Linked DNA regions of Homo sapiens: regions 2 and 3 are each linked to region 1. Evidence: chromatin contacts called from ENCODE Hi-C or POLR2A ChIA-PET data. All regions are on one chromosome and are shown on one strand. Each heading gives the region's core, a stretch centred on a gene start or an enhancer-like site at or near the end of the contact. The rest is flanking DNA. Distances are from core to core; before and after follow the strand shown.

The links. Hi-C counts contacts between places; a loop is a spot of excess contacts on that map. ChIA-PET counts read pairs that join two places held with the same protein, here RNA polymerase II (POLR2A). Pooled maps may share reads with other maps.
Region 2: a pooled map shows a loop between it and region 1 (2.3-fold over the local background). The contact joins the promoter of SLC43A3 here to the promoter of LINC02739 in region 1. A Hi-C loop is called at or near these places in 2 of 168 maps with a recorded cell type or tissue (CD4-positive, alpha-beta memory T cell and endothelial cell of umbilical vein) and 11 of 50 pooled maps. POLR2A ChIA-PET finds 5 or more read pairs at or near these places in 1 of 52 experiments (PC-9).
Region 3: a pooled map shows a loop between it and region 1 (4-fold over the local background). The contact joins the promoter of TIMM10 here to the promoter of LINC02739 in region 1. A Hi-C loop is called at or near these places in 6 of 50 pooled maps.

Annotation. Positions count from the first base shown.
Region 1 is chr11:59,563,384-59,568,049 of GRCh38, reverse strand. LINC02739 (long intergenic non-protein coding RNA 2739) reads left to right here and starts at 1,920. Exons shown (of 5, transcript NR_187292.1): 1 at 1,920-3,035. It overlaps TRF-GAA2-1 (tRNA-Phe (anticodon GAA) 2-1), which reads left to right and starts at 1,598; the gene lies at 1,598-1,670. RefSeq lists enhancers at 1,625-2,124, 2,100-2,279, 2,125-2,626.
Region 2 is chr11:57,425,220-57,429,885 of GRCh38, reverse strand. SLC43A3 (solute carrier family 43 member 3) reads left to right here and starts at 2,765. Exons shown (of 14, transcript NM_199329.3): 1 at 2,765-2,824; 2 at 3,234-3,298; 3 at 3,534-3,897; 4 at 4,216-4,345. The coding sequence starts at 3,714. RefSeq lists a silencer at 2,646-3,005 and enhancers at 3,248-4,040, 3,149-4,348, 4,041-4,666.
Region 3 is chr11:57,529,096-57,533,761 of GRCh38, reverse strand. It overlaps TIMM10 (translocase of inner mitochondrial membrane 10), which reads left to right and starts at 3,008. Exons shown (of 3, transcript NM_012456.3): 1 at 3,008-3,104; 2 at 3,528-3,643. The coding sequence starts at 3,573. RefSeq lists an enhancer at 2,829-3,008.

The DNA of each region.
Region 1 (4,666 bases), core at 671-3,170:
GGCTCACCCAGATAATCACATATTTTAGAGTAACCTGTACTATATAATATCACCTAATAACAGGTTATAAATTAATATGATGAATTTCATAGTCCCAGGGATTATGCAGGGTTTTGTGGGGCTGGGAGGGTGTTTTGTGGGTCATTTTAGAATTTTTCGTACTTCAACTACCAAGGGAAACCAAAAGGGTGAAATTTAAGCTAAACAAATGATAGGCTCTTGAGTCTGAAAAAACTGTAAAGTCACCTAGTTTAGGCGTGACAGCCACAAACATCTCATTTCAGATGTACTCTTAATCTTTCTTGAGAATGACAGTCTATACTCATCCTCCATTTTAAGCCTATTGTTTATAAATTCTAAACTAAGGTCATGGCGCTTTTATTTCAAATTGTAATGAGTCCATGCTGGCTCCTTATTTATGAAGCAAGTGAATACAAAGCATTGAATTATTCTAACAGCCTTATGGAGTTTATATAAAACTTTTTTTTTTTTGAGACGGAGTTTTGCTGTTGTTGCTCAGGCTGGAGTGCAATGGCGCAATCTCGGCCCACTGCAACCTCCACCTCCCTGGTTCAAGGGAGTCTCCTGCTTCAGCCTCCCGAGCAGCTGGAATTACAGGCGTGCACCACCACGCCCGGCTAATTTTGTATTTTTAGTAGAGACGGGGTTTCTCCATGTTGGTCAGGCTGGTCTTGAACTCCCGACCTCAGGTGATCCGCCTGCCTTGGCCTCCCAGAGACACCGCATCTGGCTAAAACATTTTTCAGTGAATAAATGCAAGAGATGAAAATTATGAAATGGGAGGTGGAGGAGGAATAAAATCAGCATATTAGAGATATTATTAAACCACAACTTGCTTCTTAGAGTTTGAGGGAAGCCTGACTTAATTCTTTTTTTTGACTATATATATTTAAAAATGAAAAATGCCAAGATGGTATTCCAAAAATTGAGGTATATTTTTAATGCTAGGTTTAGCAAATCAATGCTTTTAACAAATACTGTACAGTGACTCTATGTTTACCTCATGTGGAGGTAGCATTGAAAGTCTACATTTGAAGCCTTTACAAATGGCCTTCCTTACCTCTTCTATATATCCTGGATTTCAATCTGAAGATATCTGTAAAAATCACAATGTTTATATATATCTACCTTGCAAAATCTGCCTTTGCACAAGAAAAACAAGTATATTTTAAAAATTTATGGCAGTATTGTTTTTAATAATGAGATATAGAAAAAGGTAAAAAAGCTGATAGTTGTCAGTTTGATTACATAGATTATGTTATAACCATACAATCCAATACTGGCGAACGTGGATTAAAAAGTATGATAGGTCTACATAACTGCCATGAAAAAAGTCCATAATATGTTTTTAAATGAAAAAAGCAAATTGCAGGGAACTTAAAACAACAACAACAACAAAAAACCCTGAGAAAAGTGATTTATCACTTCAGTTTGTAAACAAGGGCCTTGCCTTATCACCTTTGTAACATTTGTAAAATGCCTACCTCTAGCTGAATCCATATGATCTTTGTTACCACGGAACAAATACTATTTTATTATAATTATGTAGAAAAAAAGAAAAACGTCTTCCACGGCAGCCGAAATAGCTCAGTTGGGAGAGCGTTAGACTGAAGATCTAAAGGTCCCTGGTTCAATCCCGGGTTTCGGCAGCGCTTCCGTTTTAGGCGTTAGTCATCACTACATGTGATTTCTGCAGTTAACAGGGTCTTTCTGCAGTTAACAGGGTCAACACCCTGTGGGTTCTCACGCGGGCTGGGGCAGTTAAGGGAAACCTTATCGTCATTTTCCCCTGGGAGGGAGGATACTGGGGACATATGTCTTACCTTTTAAACTGCCCAGTACGAAGTTACGCCTCTGCCCTCACTTGGGACCTGGTTTGAGACAAGCTCTTCCGGAGCACTGCGCATAGCTCACTTTCTTGAGCAACCCTGTGTCCCCGCACCCCGCTCCTCTTCTTTCGGGTTCTAGGCAGCCGTGGGCGCTGCGACCCTTCTCTCACTGTCAGAGGGGCGGGAGCTCTCGGCCTGCGCCGCCTCCGCTGCCTGCTTGGTCGCGGGCTTGCCGGGAATGGTGACAGCCCGGGCCCCCTCTTGGCCAAAGAAGTCCTCGAAAGCGTTCGGCGCACGGGCTTTGTCCAGCTTTTTAAACCGTAACAAGGACCGGGGCCGGGCGCGGTGGCTCACGCCTGTAATCCCAGCATTTTGGGAAGTCGAGGCGGACGGATTACTTGAGGTCATGAGTTCGAGACCAGCCTGGCCAACACGGTGAAACTCTGTCTTTAAAAAAGAAAACAAAAACAATAACAAGGACCCTAGAACAGCTCTTAGGTGGGGCGGGAGACAGAGATCGGAAGCCCTTTCTAGTTTAAATCTACACTAGGGTTAGAAGACCAAATACAGGACGTCCAATTAATTTCCTTTTTTTTCTTTTTCCTTTTCTTTTCTTTTTTCTTTTTTTAAGATGGAGTCTTGCTCCCATGCTGGAGTGCAGTGGCGTGATCTCGGCTGACTGTAACCTCCGCCTCCCGGGTTCAAGTGATTCTCCTGCCTCAGCCTCCGGAGTAGCTGGGATTACAGGTGCCCGGCTAATTTTTGTATTTTTAGTAGAGACAGGGTTTCACCATGTTGGCCAGGCTGGTCCCGAACTCCTGACCTCAGGTCATCCTCCTGCCTCAGCCTCCCAAAGTGTTGGGATTACAGGCACGAGCCACTGAACCCGGCCAAAATTTGAATTTCAGAGAAACAACAAATACTTTTTAGTATAAACATGTCCCAAATATTGCATGGAATATACAAAGTACATATTTGTTGTTTCTGTGAAATTGGATTTAACTGGACACCCTGTATTTTTATTTTCCAAATTGCAAGTCACTTGTACATCATATCCTTGCACCCCTCTGAACCCTATGCACCACCTTCCCCACCCCAGCAAAGATATCCAGACGCTGTATGCAGGAAGAACTGAATTTCAGAGGACACCGTTTGATCTTCAACACCTGGCAGTTTACAAAACAGGTTTGTATCCATTGGCTAATTTGTTATCAGCACCAACAGAGAAGCTCCTGGCAGAGATCACTAGGAAACACCCCGGGAATCGGCCATCCACCAGTTTCTAGGCTTCCAGAGTTGTCCATGCTTGTCTGGCATGGGGGCGGAGGTCAGTGGAACTCGGAGGATATGGATTGAATTTCAGTAGAAAGCCTCATTAAGATGATGAACCACAGCCGGGCATAGTGGCTCACGCCTGTAATCCCAGCACTTTGGGAGGCTGAGGCGGGCGGATCACCTGAGGTTGGGAGTTCAAGACCAGCCTGACCAAAATGGAGAAATCCCGTCTCTACTAAAAATACAAAATTAACCGTGCGTGGTGGCGCACGCCTGTCATCCCAGCTACTCGGGAGGCTGAGGCAGGAGAATCGCTTGAACCCAGGAGGCAGAGGTTGCCGTGAGCGGAGATTACACCATTGCACTGCAGCCAGGACAACAAGAGCGAAATTCCGTCTCAAAAAAAAAAAAAAAAAAAAAAAAAAAAAAAGATGAGCCACTCCACTCAAGGCAAGGCAATGGAAAAACACACTTAGGGAGTGCCTTCTTTTTAGTCAGGCTGGACCATGGAGGGAGAGGAAGGAGATCCATGTGTCACATTCTAAGAACTCGCAGTGTGGTAAAAGGCAAAATGAAGCCAGCCATATGGTTTTTAGGCCTATTTATACCCCTCTCCTCTTTCTGTTAATGTTTGCCAATATGCTAGCTGATATGGGGCTTCAGCCCCAAAATCGTTGAGTTCTTGGGTGGAAAGATGTATTTTGATGAGGGGCTCTTGAAAGTCCAATGGTGATCAATAAGAAGAAACCCCAACTGATCATCTAATAGACTAGAGAATTAAACTTTTCATGAGGTTTGGTCGAACGCCATTCTAGATGTTACTAGGAAGGTGTTTTTGGTTTGTTTCTTTTGAGACAGGGTCTTGTTCTGTTGCCCAGGGGTGGGGTGCAGTGGCACCATCACAGTTCACTGCAGCCTCAACCTCCTGGGCCTCAAGTCATTCTTTGGCCTCAGCCTCCCTAGTAGCTGGGACCACAGGTACGCAGCATCACGTCCGGTTAATTTTTTGTATTTATAGAGACGGGGTGTCGCCATGTTGCCCAGGCTGGTCTCGAACTCTGGAGCTCAAGCGATCTGCCTGCCTCGGCCTTTCAAAGTGCTGAGACTACAGGTATGAGTCACAGCCCCTGGCAATGAAGGTATTTTTTACATGTGATTAACGTTTAAATCAGTAGACTCCAGGTAAAGAAGATCACCCTTTATAATGTGCCTCATTAAATCAGCTGAAGCCTTTAAGAGCAAAGACTGGAGTTTCTGAAGAAGAAGGAATTCTCCTAAAAACTTTGCTATAGGCCAGGCGCGGTGGCTTACGCCTGTAATCCCAGCATTTTGGGAGGCCGAGACGGGCAGATCACCTGAGGTCAGGAGTTGCAGACCAGCCTGGCCAACATGGTGAAACCCCATCTCTGTTAAAAATACAAAAATTAGCCAGGCATGGTGGCGCATGCCTGTAATCCTAGCTACTTGGGAGGCTGAGACAGGAGAATTGCTTGAACCTGGGAGGCGGAGGTTGCAGTGAGCCAAGATTGAGCCACTCCACT
Region 2 (4,666 bases), core at 1,516-4,015, 2.1 Mb after region 1:
GGTGGATCCTGGATATCCAGACTTGCTGATGATGGGAAGGAAAACCACCTCCAGCATTGGTACTTGGGCAGTAGGATGCAGGAGATCCAGTTCTATGCTCCCTCTTCCCCTCAAAGCAATGTCTCATGGCTGGCATCCCCAGACCCTGGACTGGTCCTTACCAGCCAGTTGACTGGACCTCAGAAGGGTTTTGAGCAGTTAAGTGAAGCCATCCAGTGGGAACCATGGAAATAAACTCTTGCAGGAGAATGGCGATGGCTTGGAAGCAGATGATGCCTCTGTGAGAGATGATGAGTGTCTGCATAGAGCAGTGGCCACGGATAGATAGGAGAGATATTAAGGGGTGAAATCAATAGGACATGATTGATTGATGTGGGCTGAATTCTTAATGCCCTCACTTAGATGGCGACGCTGGCCTCAAATCTTTCCACTTTCTTCACCACCCTGTGCTCTAGCTGGTTCCTAAATGTTATTGTTTTGTTGAGGTTCCGTGCCTTTCAATGTGCTGTGCTAGCATCTGCCTGGAAGACCATTCCCACACTCCAGAAATCTTGGGTTTCTTTGTCTGTCTCTCCCACAAGAGAATGAGCCCCTTGAGAGCAGGCACTGAATCTCTTCTCTACGAATCCCGGCACTTGGCACAGAGCCTGAGGTACCACATGTATTTGTTGAACCAATCAGTCAATTAAAAAAAAAAAGGTGTGAGATGATGAGGAAGGAGGCGAAGAGAAAAGGATGAAGACATCGGGTGCACCGTCAGACCTTATTATAATCACTTCTCTCTCTGATGTTACTCATTAATCCTCATTGGAGCCACGCAGGAGAGTGATCAGAATAGCATCTGCCTTTTCTAGCTGCTGGAATTCGAACCAAAGAACATGGGAATGGTTCAGAGGATATTCTAATTTCCTGTCCCATCAGTTCAGTAAGACTTGTGTTAGTGGAGGCCACGTCTTCTGCAGACATTGATGGGAGATGTGGAGTGGAGGCTCTAAGAGTCAAGAGAGGTAACAAGATAAGGTGGACAGAACCCTGGACGACCTGCCCCGTGTCCCGTGCTTCAGTCCTGGATGTACAGATAGCCCATGAGCTAGATCTTTCTGGCAGGCTCCTGCAGATTAACATTCTAAAATCTGTCTCTTTACTTTGACTTTTTTCTGTTTCTCCCTTGCTACTTCCACACTTACTGATCCCCCCAGGAGACTAAAATGTATGCCAGAGCAGAAGATAGGGCATGCATTAATTTCAGAGTCTTTGTGTCTTGCAGTAAAATAGAAAATCTTGCATCTTAAGCCCTGTTTGTCCTGGGATGCTATATTTTTGTGGATTTTCTCCCATAAATAATGTTATTTTAAGAAAAGACTTGTTTTCTCTAATGTCCAAATGTTTGTTAAGACGGGGTGATGAGAGCATACGTTTCAGAGTTGGGAAGGTACTGCAGCTTTGTAGAATGACCGTGGGCAAGTTCCTTTGAAATTCCTCCCCAGAGCTGCTTCTCTGGCTCTGTCTACATAACTGCAGACTAGAAAATCTACTACCCTACAATCTGCCTATAGCACCTGCGCCATGCAGGGACCTCATACACCCATCTTATACTTCTTTTATGACAATTCCTATAATTAAGGTACTATTGTCCTCGTCTTACAGGTGGGGCAGCCAAAGAGCTTGCCTCAGGTTGTATAACTAGTGAGTAGCTTGGGGTACAGGACCCCAGCCACCCTTCCTCCATTCAGTCAAGTCACTAGGGTGGTTGCAGACTTTTATCTTTTGTGCTTTGGTGGTGAGCTGGAAAATCCTCAGTTCTGGCTGTCCCCTATCGTAACCTCTATTTCTTCCTCTTAAAAAAAAGAGGAGTGGGCTTGGAATAGCTGGAGTTCCTGGGCCCTCAGGGGATCCAGGTAGCTGGGGTTGGGAGTCTGCAGACTGCATCTAATACGCAAGAAGCTCTCCCCAAACTGAGCTTTTGGCAAGGAAACGGCCACACAGGCCAAAGAAGACGTCAGCTCACGTGCTCTGGGCTGGAAGGATAGTAAGGCAGCTGCTTAGTAAGGCCTCACGCTGATCACAAGCTCCGATGAGCAATTATATATGTCTTTGATTAATAAAAAATGGGGCAATGAATGGTTAATCAATGCAGTCTGGCGGGAAGGCTCTTTCAGAACCTGGGGGGCGGGGGTGAGGCAGGGAGTCATCTAAGGGGTTTTTGGGAGTGAAAATATGGGGCAGTCCTCCAGGGGATGGTTTCTGAAAAGCCCTCAGTCCTGGTTCTTGGCTTCCTGATTCTGTGGTTGGGATTTTTTTGGCAGCTCTGGGAGTGTGAAACTGGGAGAGACGGTTAAGCTGGTGAGCAAATAGGAAAAATATGTTCCCTGCCAACCCAGCGGTCAAGGCAAAATGCACAAATAGAGTGTGTGTGTCCCTATGCCCTCATGTGCTGTCTGTGTGTCCTCTGGGTGCTGGGTGTGACATTTTCCCTAGGTGGGCCTGAGCGAGTAACAGCATTCAACTAACTTGGTTAGGGGAGGCAGAGGCAAGGGGGCTGGGAGGCTGAAAGGCAGCGAGGAGGGAGGGAAAGACACCGCTGGGGTTCTAGGGGGTTCTAGAGGGAGAAGTTTCAAGAGGGAGAGGTAAAAAGGGCGCGGGAGGCTGTGAGCAAGGGAAAAGAAGAAGGAAGTGATGGAGAGTGGGAGGTCTGCCCCAGCCCCTTCCGGGCGGGCAGGAGGGGGCGGAGGCGAGCAGGGGACTGGGAGGGGCTGCGAGAGGCGCGAATGCGAACCTGGCCCGTGCGGAAAGGGCGCGGAGAGCCCCGGCGCGGAGCAGGCGGGTAGGGCGAAGGGTCCCCTTTCGGGCGCCATGGGGCGCCGAGCGCGGCCTGGCCCCTCGGGCTCCTCTGCGGGGAGGGCAGGCCGCAGGCTGGAGCGGGGTGCGGAGGCTGGCGGGGAGCGGCCCCCGGAGGCTTTCCTGGTAGAAGTTGATGCGAGGAAGGGCGGCGGGGACCAGGTTTGCGAGTCCTAGGCGAGGGTCATGGGAGTTGGGGGTATTTCTGGCAGTAGAATGGCCTGCGTCGTGACTAAACTAGCCCTGTGACCTTGGGCAAGTTCCTGAAATCCATGGGAGCTTTTGTTTCATTGTCAGTAAACTGAAGATAACACCAACTTGGCAGCGGGAGTTTGTGTCTTCTGTATGAAATCTCCCTGCCTCTGCACCTGGTTGAGTTGCTGTCATTATTTTAGGGGACGGTATTCAGAATTCGAGCGCAGGAGCTCCGCTTCTCCACCTGCTCCCGGGGAGCTATTGGGTAAGTCGTTTATCTCACCTGTGACTCCAGGTGGCCATCAAGACCTGCCTCTCTACTTGCCACGTGGTTACTCAAATGCAGTGCCTAAGATGATGTATTGGAGTATTTATTCCCCACATTTGCTGCCAGCGGCCATGATCATCCTGCCTCTTAATGCACCTCACAAATAACTCTAGTCTACCTTTCCCTTTCCCGCAGGCCTCCTCTTCCAGCAGCCTCTATCTTTATTCTACAGGATCCAGAGAATCACCCGCTGATGGTTTTTGCCCAGGCCTGAAACAACCAGAGAGCTACGGGAAAGGAAGGGCTTGGCTTGCCAGAGGAATTTTCCAAGTGCTCAAACGCCAGGCTTACGGCGCCTGTGATCCGTCCAGGAGGACAAAGTGGGATTTGAAGATCCACTCCACTTCTGCTCATGGCGGGCCAGGGCCTGCCCCTGCACGTGGCCACACTGCTGACTGGGCTGCTGGAATGCCTGGGCTTTGCTGGCGTCCTCTTTGGCTGGCCTTCACTAGTGTTTGTCTTCAAGAATGAAGATTACTTTAAGGATCTGTGTGGACCAGATGCTGGGCCGATTGGCAATGCCACAGGGCAGGCTGGTAAGGGCAGGGATGACTTTTCTAAGGAAGTTAAGTCTGGCTCCCACGTGGTGGCAAGGAGCAGGAAGGACTCTGCCCCCTGCCCACCCCTCTTTCTATGATGAGAGGAAGGGTCAGCAGCTCTCACCCCACTTGATCTGGGAAGTGCCTGGGAGGGAGGCACCAGCTCCTGAGGGGTAATTAGGGGCAGCCACATTTCAACTCAGCTTAAGGGACAAGTTTGCGACCGACAAGCTGTCTGAGGTGGAGGGGAGCCCAGCCTGTGTGCTCATTTGGCAGGAAGGCTGGGATGCATGGGAGACCTTTTTTCTACTCCAGACTGCAAAGCCCAGGATGAGAGGTTCTCACTCATCTTCACCCTGGGGTCCTTCATGAACAACTTCATGACATTCCCCACTGGCTACATCTTTGACCGGTTCAAGACCACCGTGGCACGCCTCATAGCCATGTAAGTCCCAAAGGCCAGCCCAGGCAAAGGTGGGTAAGAGGAATCCTTCAGGCAGCAGCCTAGCTTGGAGTGAAATCCAGAGTCAGACAGCCCGGCCACCCTGCCAGGCACCACACCTGCAGCTCGCTCCCAGCAGCTGTTAGGAACAGCCCCAGGCAGCGGGACTCTCTCTAGACTTGCCCACTTCACCACAGCCCCACTTCCATTTCCTTACCTCGTTCCCTGCTCTGCATAAATGTGGCTTCCCTATCACGTGCTGAATTGAGCCGGAGGCCAGGGTGACTTCCTGTAAGGGCTGGCTTGGAGCCAGGGTTACAAAAT
Region 3 (4,666 bases), core at 1,759-4,258, 2.0 Mb after region 1:
AAAACTTTTTATTTAGAAATAATTATAGTTTCACAGGAAGTTGCATTAATAGTACAGAGAGGTCCTGTACGCCCTTTACCAACTTCCACTAAAGGTTAAATCTAACATAACTATATTCAATATCAAAGCCAGATAATTTATATTGGTACAATGTGTGTGTGTAGTAGTTCTATGACTTTTTTTTTCTTTCTTTTTTTTTTTTAGACCGAGTCTTGCTCTGTCGCCCAAGCTGGAGTGCAGTGGCACAATCTCGGCTCACTGCAACTTCTGCCTCCCGCCTCCCGGGTTCAAGCGATTCTCCTGTCTCGCCCTCCTGAGTAGCTGGGACTATAGGCGCATGCCACCACACCCGGCTGATTTTTTTTATTTTAGTAGAGACGGGGTTTCACCATGTTAACCAGGATGGTCTCGATCTCCTGACCTCGTGATCCACCCGCCTCGGCCTCCCAAAGTGTTGGGATTACAGGTGTGAGCCACCGCGCCTGGCTTTTTTTTTTTTTTTGAGACGGAGTCTCACTCTGTCGCCTGGGCTGGAGTGCAGTGGCACGATCTCGGCTCACTGCAACCTCCACCTCCCGGGTTCAAACGATTCTCCTGCCTCAGGCTCCTGAGTAGCTGGGGTTACAGGTGCCCGCCACTACCCCCAGCTAATTTTTTGTATTTTTAGTAGAGACGGAGTTTCACCAACAAGGCTGGTCTCGAACTCCTACCTTGTGATTCGCTCGCCTGGGCCTCCCACAGTGCTGGGATTACAGGCGTGAGCCACCGCACCCTGCCAGTTCTATGACATCTTATCACCTGTGTAGATTCTTGTAACCACCACCACAATCAGGATACAGAATTATCCATCAACACAAAGATCTCTCTTGTGCTACCCTTTACAGGTACACTTCTATCTCCCCATCAACCCTAACACTAGACAATCAGAAATCTCTTCTCCATCTCTATAATTTTGTGATTTTGAGAATGTTACTTAAATGAAATCATACAGTATGCAACCTTTCATAAGGCCCAGTAGATATTGCAAGATTCCTCTTGTAAGAAACCATCTCCTTTTCCCACGCAGTTTCTTAACTTTCCATAATGTTTCTTTTTTGCGGGGAGTGGGGGGTCGGAGTTTCACTCTTGTTGCCCAGGCTGGAGTGCAATGGTGCGATCTTGGCTCACTGCAACCTCTGCCTCCCGGGTTCAAGTGTTTCTCCTGCCTTAGCCTCCTGCTTAGCCTCTTGAGTAGCTGGGATTACAAGCACCCGTCACCACACCGGGCTACTTTTTTGTATTTTTAGTAGAGATGGGGTTTCACCAAGTTGGCCAGGCTGGTCTCGAACTCCTGACCTCAGGTGATCCACCCACCTCAGCCTCCCAAAGTGCTGGGATTACAGGCGTGAGCCACTGCACCCGGCCAATGTTGACTATATTTTCAAAGGCAAAAACCAAGGCAAGATATGTCCATCTGTACAAGAGTATCATAGCAGCATTATTGCATAATAGGCAAAAACTGGAAACAATCCAAACATCCACCAACGGGAGAATGGATAGATGAATTGTGGCATACTCATACAATCAAACACTAGACAGCAATAAAACAGAAGGAATAACAGATGCACACAACAATATGGAGGAAATCTTACAGGTACATTGAGCTAAAGAAGTCAGGCACAAAATAGAAAATAATGTATAATTCCATTTACACGAAGTTCAAGAACAAGGAAAACTAATTGATGGTGATAGAGGTCAGAATAGTGGTTAACTTCGAGAGGGGGTATTGATGGGGAAGGAACACAAGATAACTTTTTGGGGTGCAGGAAGTATTTTATATCTTGATCTGGATGGCGGTTATACAAATGTACATATATAGATACATATATATTTAATTAAGCTTAACATTCGTGTATTTTATGCACTTTATGAATGTTATACCCCAATCTTTAAAAATCAGGGCACAAGTTTGGCAAAGATGAGTCTTCAAAGCAGTAGAAAGGTCAATTGTTTAAAATTAGGATGGTCTTGGACAATTAGGGAAGCTTATGATGACCACACAGAAAATGTCTAGCCCACCTTTTCCAATGGGCAATGTGCCCTTGCGTCATTAATTTACATCTTGTAAATTTATTTTACCAGGAAATTGTGTGACAAATCAAGGGACTGAGTATTGTTTCCTTGTTTCCTTCTTTTTAGTGGGGAATGAGTGAATGGTGCAGTTTGAAGAACACATTAAGTCTTGAAAGTTGGAAAGTTCACCAGTACCCTTCTTTCCCTCACCCAAGATTAGCCCTGGTGGCAGCCGAAATTGCTTTTATTATCTCTTTGTGGCTGAGGACCTCTAACTGTTGAAGAAAACATATTTTACACGTCTTGTCTTTCTGCGAACAGGAAGCCTATCTCGCTTATCTTTGCAACCCCAGACGGGGCTTAGTGTGACCTACACACAGCAGTAATCGCACAACGTCCCGTGGAGCACTGCTTCTCAAATTTGGCTGTACATACGAATCACCTGGGGAATTTTAAATTGTATTGCTGCCTGAGGAATTTTAAACTGTACTCCCAGAGATTCTGATTTAATTGAAATGAGGTGAGTCCTGGGCACTGGGATGTTTAAAAACGTTCCAGGTGATTTTAACGCGAAACAAAAACAGAACCGCTGTTTGGGGGCGTTCTTCCTTCTCCACGCCTGATTTGCGCACAGGAGTCGGCTGTCTGGAACGGGGGTGAGGTTCACAGGTGTCTGTCGCCACGCCTCTTCCTACAGAACCAATAAACTGAAGCCGCTCGGTGACATCCCAAAGGACTTGAATTCTGATCGGGCTGCAGACGCTCTGCACCCCGCCCAAGCTTCTATGGTACTTTGGTGTCCTCTCTAGCACTGGCAAGTCGCCTTCCTCTTCGCCCGGCGCCAGCCGCTCCCTCTCTATGATCGCCGAGTTCCCGGCGCCGTCTCGTTGGTATTTAATTCCGGAAGCGAGTTTGAATCAAAGAAGAGGCGGGACTTTCCTCCCGGAAGTAACCCACGTGCTTCCGCTGGAGCCTCTCGGGAGGCGGGTAACGTTATAGTATTTGTCAGAAGTTGGGGTCTCCGTGGGCATTGTGATCCGTCCCAGGCAGTGGTAAGTGACACATGACCTCTGAATTCAATGTGGCCCTGATGATGGCGTCGCCATTTCAGAGGTGTAGCCTTTGGGCTGGGTCCCGGTCGCCTCTGTTCAGCGTATGATCCCATTCCCAGGGCCCTGGAGGTTCAGGTTCGTGGGTTAGAGAGTTCTCCTCCGGTCCTCGATCTCCTGAATAGAGGTGACCTCCAGGAACTGGGGCATCAGAGATCCGGGGCTCGATTTCCAGGCTCGCCATAGACGTCCTGTGCGACCTTGGGCTAGGCCTCAGTTTCCACATCCGTGAAATGGGGTGGTTAAGCTCACTGAGGTTAGTGGCCCGTGGTGGTCTGGCGCCCTGTGAGTCCTCTGTATCCTCTAGCCCCAGGGGTAGGAGAGTGAACGGCGGCGGTGGGTGCTGATGGTGATGTCTGCTCCCAGGATTAGGAGGCCAGAAGGAGATCCCTTCCACGGTGCTAGGCTGAGATGGATCCTCTCAGGGCCCAACAGCTGGCTGCGGAGCTGGAGGTGGAGATGATGGCCGATATGTACAACAGGTAAAGAGAACTATGTGCTACCCTGTCTTGGAAAATAAGTCTTGGTCACCCTTATCGAAGGTGAATGACTTATGACAAATTCCTTCCTGAATGTAGGGGAGCCTGAGGCCCATGCTTACCCTCCCCACACCCACCTTCAAGGTTGATCCTAATGTAGATGCAGTAAAGGGTCACTAGAATGAGTTGGGCATTTAGATGGGGATGGAACTGGCAATGCAGGAGCCAAGCAGGAAGAGAAACTCCAATCCAGGCTCTGGTTAGGTTCCAAGAAAAGCTGAGTATTTGCCTCTTGACAAATAGCACATAGCCAGCCCATTTAGTAGTTAACATTTTAAAACCCTTTATTCTGTGTCAGGCACTTGTTAATCTTCAAAATAATCCAGTGGGTTAATTTTATTAGTCCCGTCTTAAAATGAGGAAATTGATGATTCTAGAGGTTAAGTAACTTCCTTAGGGTCGGCAGCTGGTCAGTAACAATGCCAGAACTAGCACCTCAGTCTGATTCTGCAACTAGTGCTCATAACCATTTGGCAAATTTGGGAACAAATCCTGGCTCCACCAATCACCAGCAGTATAATTGGACATGTTACTTGCACTGTTTGACAATTGGTTTCCTCATTATGAAGAAGACATAATGATACCTACCTCATAGGACATCATAAATATTAAATCTAAAAATATATGAAAGCCCTTAGCCTCAAGCCCAACACTTAGTGAAATGTCTGCTATTTTTATTGGCTTAAGCTCTCTTGATTGGTTGGTTTATCCTGAAGGCTATAAATTAGAAGGATTTTTAAGTGTAGACTGTGAGGTCAGATGACCTGGCTTCATAACCCAGCTCTGTGTGATCCTTAGAAAATTACTGAGCCTCTGTTTGCCTTAATTTCCTCATCTGTAAAATGGGGATACATGTCTCTTAGGGTTATTGTAAGCATTGCATAACAGAATGCAGGTAAAGCACTTAGCAGGATGCCTGGCATGTAGCCAGTCCTCAACAAATGGTTTCTACTTAGTTAGTCATAT